Linked DNA regions of Homo sapiens: region 2 is linked to region 1. A link is an interaction called in ENCODE POLR2A ChIA-PET data of the cell type or tissue named here. Cell type or tissue: PC-3. All regions are shown on one strand. Links, peaks and the distances in the headings refer to the core of each region. The heading gives the core; the rest is flanking DNA.

The links. ChIA-PET counts read pairs that join two places held together with the same protein. Peaks named below come from ENCODE experiments on the same cell type or tissue, not always from the same donor. Only the 100,000 strongest peaks of a DNase experiment are listed, where the experiment ranks them.
Region 2: POLR2A ChIA-PET joins it to region 1 with 17 read pairs; 4 of 35 experiments call an interaction of 5 or more read pairs at or near these places.

The regions. Positions count from the first base shown.
Region 1 is chr14:61,502,685-61,508,073 of GRCh38, forward strand. All of the region lies in intron 10 of PRKCH (protein kinase C eta), which reads left to right. Among named protein-coding and RNA genes, the nearest start is that of PRKCH-AS2, 40 kb to the right of the region's middle. RefSeq lists an enhancer at 3,504-4,076. In PC-3, for the core only: no CTCF peak of the experiment used is centred there; no DNase peak of the experiment used is centred there.
Region 2 is chr14:61,645,332-61,650,720 of GRCh38, forward strand. The region is part of intron 1 of LINC03033 (long intergenic non-protein coding RNA 3033); the gene reads left to right. Among named protein-coding and RNA genes, the nearest start is that of HIF1A, 47 kb to the right of the region's middle. In PC-3, for the core only: no CTCF peak of the experiment used is centred there; a DNase peak (open chromatin) is centred at 2,600; H3K4me3 peaks cover 938 bases; H3K27ac peaks cover 2,711 bases.

The DNA.
Region 1 (5,389 bases), core at 60-5,059:
AAATAATGTCAAGAGAGAAAAAATTAAAAATGAGCTCCTGCCCTCTAAGAACAGATGGGAGCAGCCCCAAATCTTGCAAATGAAGCAAGAGGGGGTATTCAGTCTTTAATCCAAGCAGCTAGAAGCTTGCCTTTCCCAAGTTCACCGAGTGAGGATTTTAACACTCCTTTGACAAAGAAATGGGGCCGAGCAGCAGAGGAAGGCAGGTGACACTGAGTCATGGAATTCACCCTTTCGAGCCCTTCCTGGGGGATGTGTGGCTCTTGGGTTGGTTCTTGAAGGAAAGGAATGAATGTAAGAGAGGAAGGGAAGCAGGCTTTTTTTTTTTTTTTTTTTTTGACTCCTACACAGAAGGTGGAATTGAGAAAAATATACTGTGGCGGTGAAATCAACTTACAAAACTGAGGAGGAAAATTTTGACAAAAGCAAACCCAAAATCTGATTACTGTGGGGCTGTCCATTTTATTGCTGCACCAAGGAGCAGGGTAGATACTATTTTGGCCTAAAGAACACTGAAATTTTGTTTTCTCATTTGCAAATAGACAGGTTCAAACCCGTCAGAGGCCGTAACTGAGTTTCCCTGTGACTGATTTGTATGTGTGTTAGTGGTTTTTTTTTTTTTTTTCCTGTAAGAATCTGGTTGAGTAATTCAGAAGGTTAAAAAACAACCAAACAGAAATAAGTGAGAAAAGTTAACTGAGGTCTGCCACATATGCCGGGAAGGTGCCCACAGACTGGCAGAATCTGTGCAGTCTTTGTCTGTTTCTGCCTATGCAAATACTAAGCCACGCTCAACAGAGCTTGAGCGTTGTATCTGTTCAACTGCCATTTAAGAAATAGGACTCTGTTCTCAACAGCTTATTCCTTGGGGTTTCAGAATGTAAAATATGAAGTGTGTATAATCACAGGCCAGGTTCCCAGCATTTCTCGGCATTTCAGCTTTGGCAGGAGGAATGGGAAAAACTGAAGTTTTTATGTCCAGGAAGGCTGAGTGTAATCTTTGTTCTGTGGCACTGGGAAAGGAAGTGAATCTGTTACAAAGCGCTTTACCTCTGAAGCATGTCTCAGGGGCAGCTGTGCTTTGTGCCATGTATTCTGTTTTCATAAAAAGAAAGAGGTAGAGTCGAGGGCTTACCATGCAGAGTATTTTCACAGTATCTCACTTGATATATCATCCAGGGAAAGTGACCTGTGTTATACTTTGTGTTTTAAGATATAACTCTAGAATCAAAAACTTACCAGAGAAGCTCAAGATACTTTACTTTGCAAGAATTAATTCTCAAGATAAAAACTCATCAGAGTTCAAGATAAGAAGGGTTCAATTAACAACACATTTTAAATGGAAGAATTATTTAAAAAATTGTTTTAACTTTGAATGAGCTTAGATTAACTTACCTGTTGCAGAGGTAGGTCAGACCCCATGTCATCATTTGCCCAGAAAAGTCCCAGTTTGCTCCCATAATCCCCCTTCATGACCCATTTTACTCTCAGAGGCCCATTTTGTTTATTGGGTTTTTTTTTCTTGAGAGAGTCTCGCTCTGTTGCCCAGACTGGAGTGCAGTGGTGCGATCTCGGCTCACTGCAACCTCCACCTCCTGGGTTCAAGCCATTTTCCTGCTTCAGCCTCCTGAGTAGCTGGGATTACAGGTGCTCACCACCACCCCCGGCTAATTTTTGTTATTTTTAGTAGAGATGGGGTCTCACTATATTGGCCAGGCAGGTCTTGAACTCCTGAATTTAAGTCATCTACTCACCTCGGCCTCCCAAAGTGCTGGGATTACAGGCATGAGCCACCGCACCCAGCCGTCTGAGGCCCATTTTGGGCGGTACACTGCATGGTCATCATACAAAGAGGTGTCTGCATTTCTACTTTTTTTTCTTTAAGATGGTAGAACCAAACAAAAAAGGGTGTTTTTACAAATTGAGAGGGGTCCCTCTGTAGGAGGGGAATTTCTCCAGCATTTTCCTTTGATGGAGTATTCTCCTCTCGTTCAGAAATAGGAAATTTAGTAACTAAAGCATTAAGAACAGATTTATTTTTTAACATCAGTCACTACCTTAGTTTCAGAGACACACTGGGGGAAATTGCCTTTCCCTTACGCCTCTTGTTTTATGTCCTTTATATGAGATGTTAATATATTTACATGAGGTATAAATTTGTCTGTAACTTTATAGGTTTGTATTCATTTATTAATCCATCCATCCATTCATTTACTCATTCAACAAATGTTAATTGAGACCTATTTTTTGCCTGGAGATATAATAGTGACCACAATAGGCCTGCTCCCTGCCCACAGGAAGCAGGCATTCTAGTGTAAGCACACAAACAAGTAAAAGTAATTACCAATTGTGAAAGTTACATGGAAGGAAATAAGTGAGCTTTTATTTGTGGTTTTATTTCATAGAGCTGAAGGAAGTGAAGAGACAGATACCTCTCTCCCCACTTCTTTCATTGCTGAATGTCTGAAGTATTTCTTACTCCATTGGACTACTATGACAGAACACTATCGATTGGGTGGCTTGTAAACAACAGAAAATTATTTCTCAGTGCTCTAAAGGCTGGAAAGTGCAAGGTCAAGGTACCAGCAGATTTGGTGTCGGGTGAGGGCCTGTTTCTTGGTTCACGGATAGCTGCCTTCTCACTGAGACTTCACATGGTGGAAGCCGTGAGAGAGCTCTCTAGGATTTGTCTTTTCTTTTCTTTTCTTTTCTTTTTTTTTTTTTTTTTTTTTTTTTTTTTGAGGTGGAGTCTTGCTCTATCGCCCACTGCAACCTCCACCTACCGGCTTCAAGCAATTCTCCTGCCTCAGCCTCCTGAGTAGCTGGGATTACAGGCATGTGCCACCACGCCTGGCCAATTTTGTATTTTTAGTAGAGATGGGGTTTCTGCATGTTGGTCAGGCTAATCTCGAACTCCCGACCTCAGGTGATCCACCCGCCTTGGCCTGCCAAAGTGCTGGGATTAGGAGCATGAGCCACCACGCCCAGCCGGATTTCTTTTCTAAGGGCGCTAATCCCATTCACAAGGGCTTTACCTTCATGACCTAGCCACCTCCCAAAGGACCCACTTCCAAATACAGTCACATTGAAGGTTAAGTTTCAACATACCAATTTTGGGGATACATAAACATTCAGTCTATAGCAGTATTTTATCTGGGGTTTCAAACTCAAATACCTTCAGAGTAGAGGCCAATGGGGACACTCCTGTCTCATGGTTCTAACCAGAGGGGACTTGCATATCCATTCACCTAAAGCTCCGTTAAGAAAGGTGAGGAGCCCCGGGCCAGACCCACAGGAAGTGTCCCCAGGTTGCATTTGGCTCTGGTCACATATTCACTTTTTCCAGAGTCCCCAAGGTATACTTTAGTTCCACATCAATGCCTACCAGGCCTGGTTCAGTCTTACATTTCAATAGGTCCCCTTGTGGGTCTCGGAGAAAAAGAGAGCAGCATTAGAATTTTACTACCACAGTGAGTTTTTCCACTTCACTTTGGAAACATTGAGCTATTCCTACGCAGTTTGGATGACAGAAATACTGTGCTCAGTGCAATCTACTGGAAAATCTGAGTGCTTGGAAAAATGTCAGGAATACTCTCTTTTGTCATGGAATTTCTCCATATTGCGGCGGTACTTCAGTGTGAGTCAGCAGGAGGAACTTCGGTGCACCAAGCAGGCCTCACATCAGTGGGGTTGTGAGTCCCAGCTCTGATTGAAGTCAGGGGGGTGGGTAAGTGATGTCCTGGCCAGTCCAGGGATGGGGGCTATTTCTAGTGTGCAATGCTGGCCCTCCTGAACCAAATGTGAACCCCCCTGGACTCTCGCATGAGTTTCTCTGGAAAGCTCGTCTTCTCTTCTTTACCCAACCCCTCCCCCTACCACTCTTCCAGAAAGTTGCTCTTCAGAATTCCATGAAGGATGGAAGCAGCCCTGAACTAACTGCCCTGGGGCTCTTTATTCTCAGGCTACCAAGAAAAGAAAAAAATGCTAAGAAGCAGGGACCTGGCTGCCTGATCTTCCCTATGGTCACTGGCTCTTCTTGAACAGGCATGTAATGAAATAGTGTGGAACAGTAAGAAAGCTCCTACAGGCAGAGGCCATCCATGAAGCCTCTTCTCAGGCAATGGAGTCTTCAAATGGAATGACCACAGACTGTTTTCTTTGAAGGTGAATGCACATGTCTAAGCCCTAAATTGCCCTGCTAAAATCGTCTTCCCTTGGACACCAAAAGCATAGCTGACAAAAGCAAAAATAAGTGAGAGGGAGTACATCAAACTAAAAAGCTGCTGCATAGGACAGGAAACACTTGACAAAATGGAAAGGCAACCTATGGAAAGGGAGAAAATAGTTGCAGATCTGATAAGGGGTTAGTATCCAAAGCATATAAGCAACTTATACAACCCAATAGCAAAAACTAATAATAATAACCTGATTAAAATGGACAAAGGACCTGAATAGACATTTCTCCAAAGAAGATATGCACATGGCCAGTAGGTTTATGAAAAGTTGCTCAACATCACTAACCATCTGGGAAATGCAAATGAAAACCACAATGAAATATCACCTCATACGTGTTAGGATGGTTATCCAAAAACCTGAGGACAAGTGTTGGCAAGGGTGTGGAGAAAAGGGAACCCTATGCACTGTTGGTGGAAATGTAAATTGGTGCAGCCACTAAGCAAAACAATATGTAGGTTCCTCAAAAAAATTACAAATAGAACTATCATATGACCCAGCAATCCCATTCCTGGATCTATAACCAAAGGAATTGGAATCTGGATCTCAGAGATGTCTGCACTCTCATGATCATTGCAGCGTTATTCACGATAGTCAAAATATGGAAACAATCTAAATGTCCTTCTGCAGACAAATAGATAAAGAAAATTTGCTATGGAATATTATTCAGCCTTAAAAAAGAAGGAAATCCTATCATTCCGGACAGTGTGGATGGGCCTGGAGGAGATTATGCCAAATGAAATAAGGCAGACCCAGAAAGACAGATACTGCATGATCTCACTCATATATGGAATCTAAAATAGTCAAAATCATAGAAGCAGGGAGTAGAATGGTGGTTGCCAAGGGTGGTTGGGGGACAGAGAAATGGGAAGATGTTGATCAAAGGGTACAAAATTTCAGTTATGCAGGATAAACAAGCTCTGGAAATCCTACTGTACAACATAAGACCTATGATTAACAATGCTGTACTGTATACTTAAAATTTTGCTAAGAGAGTACATCTTAAGTGCTCTTATCACCAAGAAAAAAACACAAAGGAGGCAGGAGGAAACCTTTGAAGATTATGTACAGGTTTATTGCACTGACAGTAGTGATGATTTTACAGGTATACACCTCTCCAAACACATCAAGTTGCATACATTAAGTATCTACAGCT
Region 2 (5,389 bases), core at 155-5,154, 140 kb after region 1:
TATTGGTATCCTCATTTTTTTTTTACTAATGAAATTGTAAGAAAACAAAATCTGCTTGTCCTACAGCAATTTGGCTGTGATTCAAAAACTTTTTATTAAAATGAAGTAATATGTTCTGCAAATCTAATTGCAGAGGAATTAGACACACTAAACCAAATAGTCATCTGTGATACAAAATGAAATAAACTAGAGAAAAACCATTTCAGGAAATAGACAGTAGAAAGAGGTTCTAAGGAATGGCTGTCTGCTTCTATTGTGATCATTTCTGTGTTCAGTTTTGATGTTTTTTAATGAAATATTTTAACCTTAGACCTCATTTTCTTTATTTTCCTTTTTGCCCTGTCTTATGGTATGATCAGACCTCATTTTTAAATGACACATTTATTTCACTAACATTGTACTTATGTAGTTGAAGTGAATGGATTAGGATCATTGACCAACTTAATTGTATATAAATGCAAATGACAATATATCTGTTGGAGTTATAATAATGGTTAGAAAATAGGGAAGAATGACAAGAGAAGTTTAGTGGAAGGTGGGTATGGACATAACGAGAGTGCATGGGTAAAACTAGCCAAAATTGTTTGGCTGCTTTAATTTGCCTCAGTCTTCAACTTTAAATAAGAAGATTTAATCAATTAGATTACTTGCAGTATAACTATTTCAATTCTCCAAACACCATTAGGTTATCTGTTCTTCGGGCCAAATTCAATGCCACGTACAAGGTAAATGCTGAATATTTGCAGAATGAATGAATGAACTAATGGACAAATAAATGCCACACTTCTTCCTTTTTTTTTGTCTTGATAGGAGTGTAGGTCAGTAAAGACCTCAAAGTTCTGATGCCTGTAATCGAGATACAAACATTTGACTCAACTAATAGAGAACTATCTTTTGCATTAGAGTTATAAACAGAACACTAGATGAATTTTCATATTATTCTTCTCTAGTAAAGACATTAGGTCACAATTAGCATTTACTTGAAATGTTTGTATATTTAAATTTCTCTATATATTTATATTATTAAATTGTTGTGACTAGAATGTAGTTTTATTTATAAATGGTTTCCAAACTATACTCTAGCCATGATCAGTTGGATAATTCAGTGTTTTTATAACTGATACCAATCATTGCAAGTTATTTGAAATCCTGATGATCCTCACGGATAGCTCTAGTCACGTCCCACACATACTTCTAGCCCAAGATGAACAGGTTGCAACAAAGATGTGTTTGTGCACGCATGTATGTGTATATGTGTGTGCATGTGTGTGTGTGTGTGTGTGTGTGTGTGTGAAAGCATTGTGGATATTTTGTGTTTGCTTATTTTGTAAACACAATATTAATCTTTGCTTGTCAGTCCTTGAGGATTTTTGCACTTTCACTGTTTATATAAGCAACCAAATGAAAATAAAAAGTCAACTTGACCCTATAGAATAGGCTGTGGTGTATTCTGAAATAACATTCTTCTTCAAACTTTCTCATTAATTGCCAGCCTGCTCAGCGACTGCCAGAATATGATTAACCTTCTTAGATCAGTTCCCACTGTTGTGCAATGCATTCTAAAATATAGCAGCAAATGAATATATGATGTCACAGAGACAAAAATTCTGCAGGTAAAAACTAGCATAAAGCAGATAAGCATTCTCTGGCTGGGATACAGAGTTTTCAAACCTCTTAAACCTTAAAACCTTACTCTGAAAACACTACATACCAGATGTAAACTGCCCAAACTTGTTTTTGAACGGATTCATTTTATGTCCATAGAATTTAATGCACAGATTCATGTTCATGCAGTTCAATTCATAGATTTTTAAACTGTTTCAGTACTTAGCCCATTGATTGATCTAAGAGCCTAGATATTAAAATGAAGTCTGTTGTTCTTTTTATTCATTAAAGACAAGAAAAGACTATTTCTGTCAATGGTTATTGGATTATCCTACTTGACTATAAACAGATCCCTCCCCTACCATGCATGTGCACAAAAATTACCAGAGCCTTTCCTAAATTGATTGTGAGGTCAATTGCTTTGATGTCACTGAGGCTCCCATATTGTCCGAGGTTGCAGGGAAAAGAGGTTGGGGGAATAATCTCATTTCTAGGGGAAGAAGCATAGGAATAAGAATCAAAAGATTCACATTCTAATCTTGGCCCAGCCTCCAAACAGCAGTGTGACGTGGTCCAAGAAGTGGCGCTGCCCTAAACACTCATTACATCTTCACAGCATGAACAGGTACATTTAGATAGGTGCTGCAGTATCCCCTTTTACAGGTGAAAAGATTTAGATACTTTCCCTGTGTCAGGCCGTAGGTTAGGATCAGAGCCAGGATTCTGCCTGGAACAGGTTGGCTCCTGTACTGCTATTTTAGAGATATTGTGATAATGCATGTGAAAGAACTTTGAAAAATATAAAGAATGATTATTCTTACACAGTAGGGTCACTCAATAGATGTATTTACGTACTGAAAATTGGAATGAGGGTGGAAGAAATAGTGAAATAACTGACGGTGTTGGCTGTCGATGATCGTAGGGGTAGTCACCACCTGATTTTGAGGAGTGGCACATGCTAGCTAAGTAGGCCAGAGAAGCTAAACACAGTCTTACCATATGATTCAGCATTTGAACTTTTAGGTGTTTACCCAACTGATTTGAGATTTATATCCACATAAAAACCTGCAAACAAATATTTATAGCGGCTGTATTCATAATGACCAAAAACTGGGGGCAAATAAGATGTCCTTCAATAGGTGAATGGATAAATAAACTGTGGTACAGTCAGTTGCTGGAATATTATTTGATGATAAAAATAAATGAGCTGTTGAATCACAAAAAGACATGAATGAATCTTAAATGCGTAGTTCCAAGTGAAACAATCCGATCTGAAAGGCTACATATTGTATGTTTACAATTACATGACATTCTGGAAAAGGCAAAACTATGGAGACATTAAAAAAATGCATTGATTTCCAGGGGCTCAGGGAGAGGGGAGGAAGGATTAAATAGGTTAAGCAGGAGGAATTTCTTAGAGTGGTAAAACTGTTCGCATAATACTGTAATTATGGATACATGACAATGCATATATCAAAATCCATGGAACTTTATAGAACAAAGAGTAAACATTAGTGTATGCACATTTTAAAGATCATTTAGAAGGTCAAGGGTCCTAGAATGGACTGCAGTGACAAAACAATCTAACTGTACTAAAAATCTATAAAGCAACTTCACTGAAGGAAGTGGGAGGAAAAGATGCTGAGCTAAGTGATTTTGGAAATGAGAGGAGTCTGTAAGACTAAAGGCAAAAGAAAATGTACATAAAACTGTACTTAATAAAGTTGTTTCCCATAAGGTTTCAAGTTAACAATTCTAATACTGCTCTACATTTATACCAGAATTAGCAATTAAGTAAATGCATGGTGGATGGTGGGAGCCAGATTTCTCATGGGGTTCACAGATAAACAATGGGAATAGGCTAGACTGGTCCATGTGGTAATGAATTAGAGTTGGGGCTATCAGTATGAATTCACTCATGTTTAGCTTAACATAGATACCTATGGTTACATATAGAAATATTTATAGATATTTGTACATATATACAGAGCTTAGTATACATATTTCCTTGTTGCGTCAGCTAAGAGAGCCTAGAAAGCAATGACACCCCAGTAGCAAGGAGAACTTCTAGTGCCCAGATTTTGGTTTTAATACTGTTCTCCAGTAAAAGAAACTAGAGCTCCTTGGAGAAATTGCTGATTGTAAGATTGGGTTAGCATATATACAAGTTGGCCCTGGAGCATCTTGTAGTGCCAGAAAGTAAGTATCTAACACACACAGACACACACACACACACACACACACACACACACACACACACAAAATTATAAGAGGATCTCAAAGGGATACAGGAGCCAACTTCAACAGGAGCTCCTCATGGCCAAACCTGAAACAATGTGAACCACAAAATAATGCAGTATTAGACTATAAGCAAAAGTATAAAATAACTATGAGTTCATACTATTATAAGTGAATAATCGAATAAATAAATCGTGAAAAAATGACACATCTCCCATGCAGAAGAATTCCAAATAATGTCTTTAGATATTCTACACTCAAAGAGGTAGAACATAACCCCCTACTCCTTTGATGTGGGCTATATGTAGTGACTTCCTTCCAAAAGGTGCAGCATAGACATGGTTTAACTTTACAGCGAAGAACATGACAATAAGCCAAGCAATCAAGATCAATATCAACAGTAAGAAGTCATGTGGATGAAATGTACTCTTGATACAATGCAACAAAAAGCCTCTTTATCTTTGTGAATTTCTACCCAAAAACCCATAATCCAGTCTAATCGTGCAAAAAAAAAATCAGATAAATACCAATTAAGGAGCAGTCTACAAAATATTTGATGAGTATTCCTCAAAAACAGGGTAAATCTGAAAAATCATCACAGCCAAGAGGAGCCTGAGGAGACAGAACAACTAATGTAATATGGTATCCTGGATGAGATTCTGAAATAGAAGAAGGACATGAGGGGCCAGGCGCAGTGGCTCATGCCACTTGGGAGGCCAAGGCAGGTGGATCACCTGAGGTCAGAAATTCAAGACCAGCCTGGCCAACATGGTGAAACCCCGTCTCTACTAAAAATAAAAAAATTGGCTGGGCATGGTGGCTGGCACCTGTAATCCCAGCTACTCGCGAGGCTGAGGCAGGAGAATTGCTTGAATCTGGGAGGCAGAGGTTGCAGGGAGCCGAGATCACACCATTGTACCCCAGCCTGGGTGACAAGAGCAAAACTCTGTCTCAAAAAAAAAAAAAAAAAGGACATTAGATAAATACCAAAGAAATAGAAGGACATTAAATAAAAGCAAAACTGTCTCAAAAAAAAAAAGGACGTTAGATAAATACCAAGGAAATAGAAGGACATTAAATAAAAAGGACATTAGATAAATACCAAGGAAATAGAAGGACATTAGATAAATACCAAGGAAATCTGAATAAAGTATAGACTTGTTAATAATATACAGGTGTTGACTCACTAATGATAACAAATGTGCTATACAAATATAAGTTGTTAATAATAGGAGAAACTGGATATGGAGTACATAGGAACTCTCTTTACTATCTTTATAATGTTTTGTAAGTCCAAACTGCTCTAAAAAATAAAGTATATATATCCTTTTTAGTATATGTAAATATACTACAGAGAAGATTTTGGTTTTACCTAGATTACATCACTGAAAGATATTGATTTTCACCAACTCCATTAATTATTTTTTGATGTGGAGATAAAAGATATAATCAGACACAATCCTGTAAAAATCAATTCACCTCCTTGGATATCATGATGATTTTAGTCACATATGCTCCTTTTGGATGGACATACCTATAAGGAAAG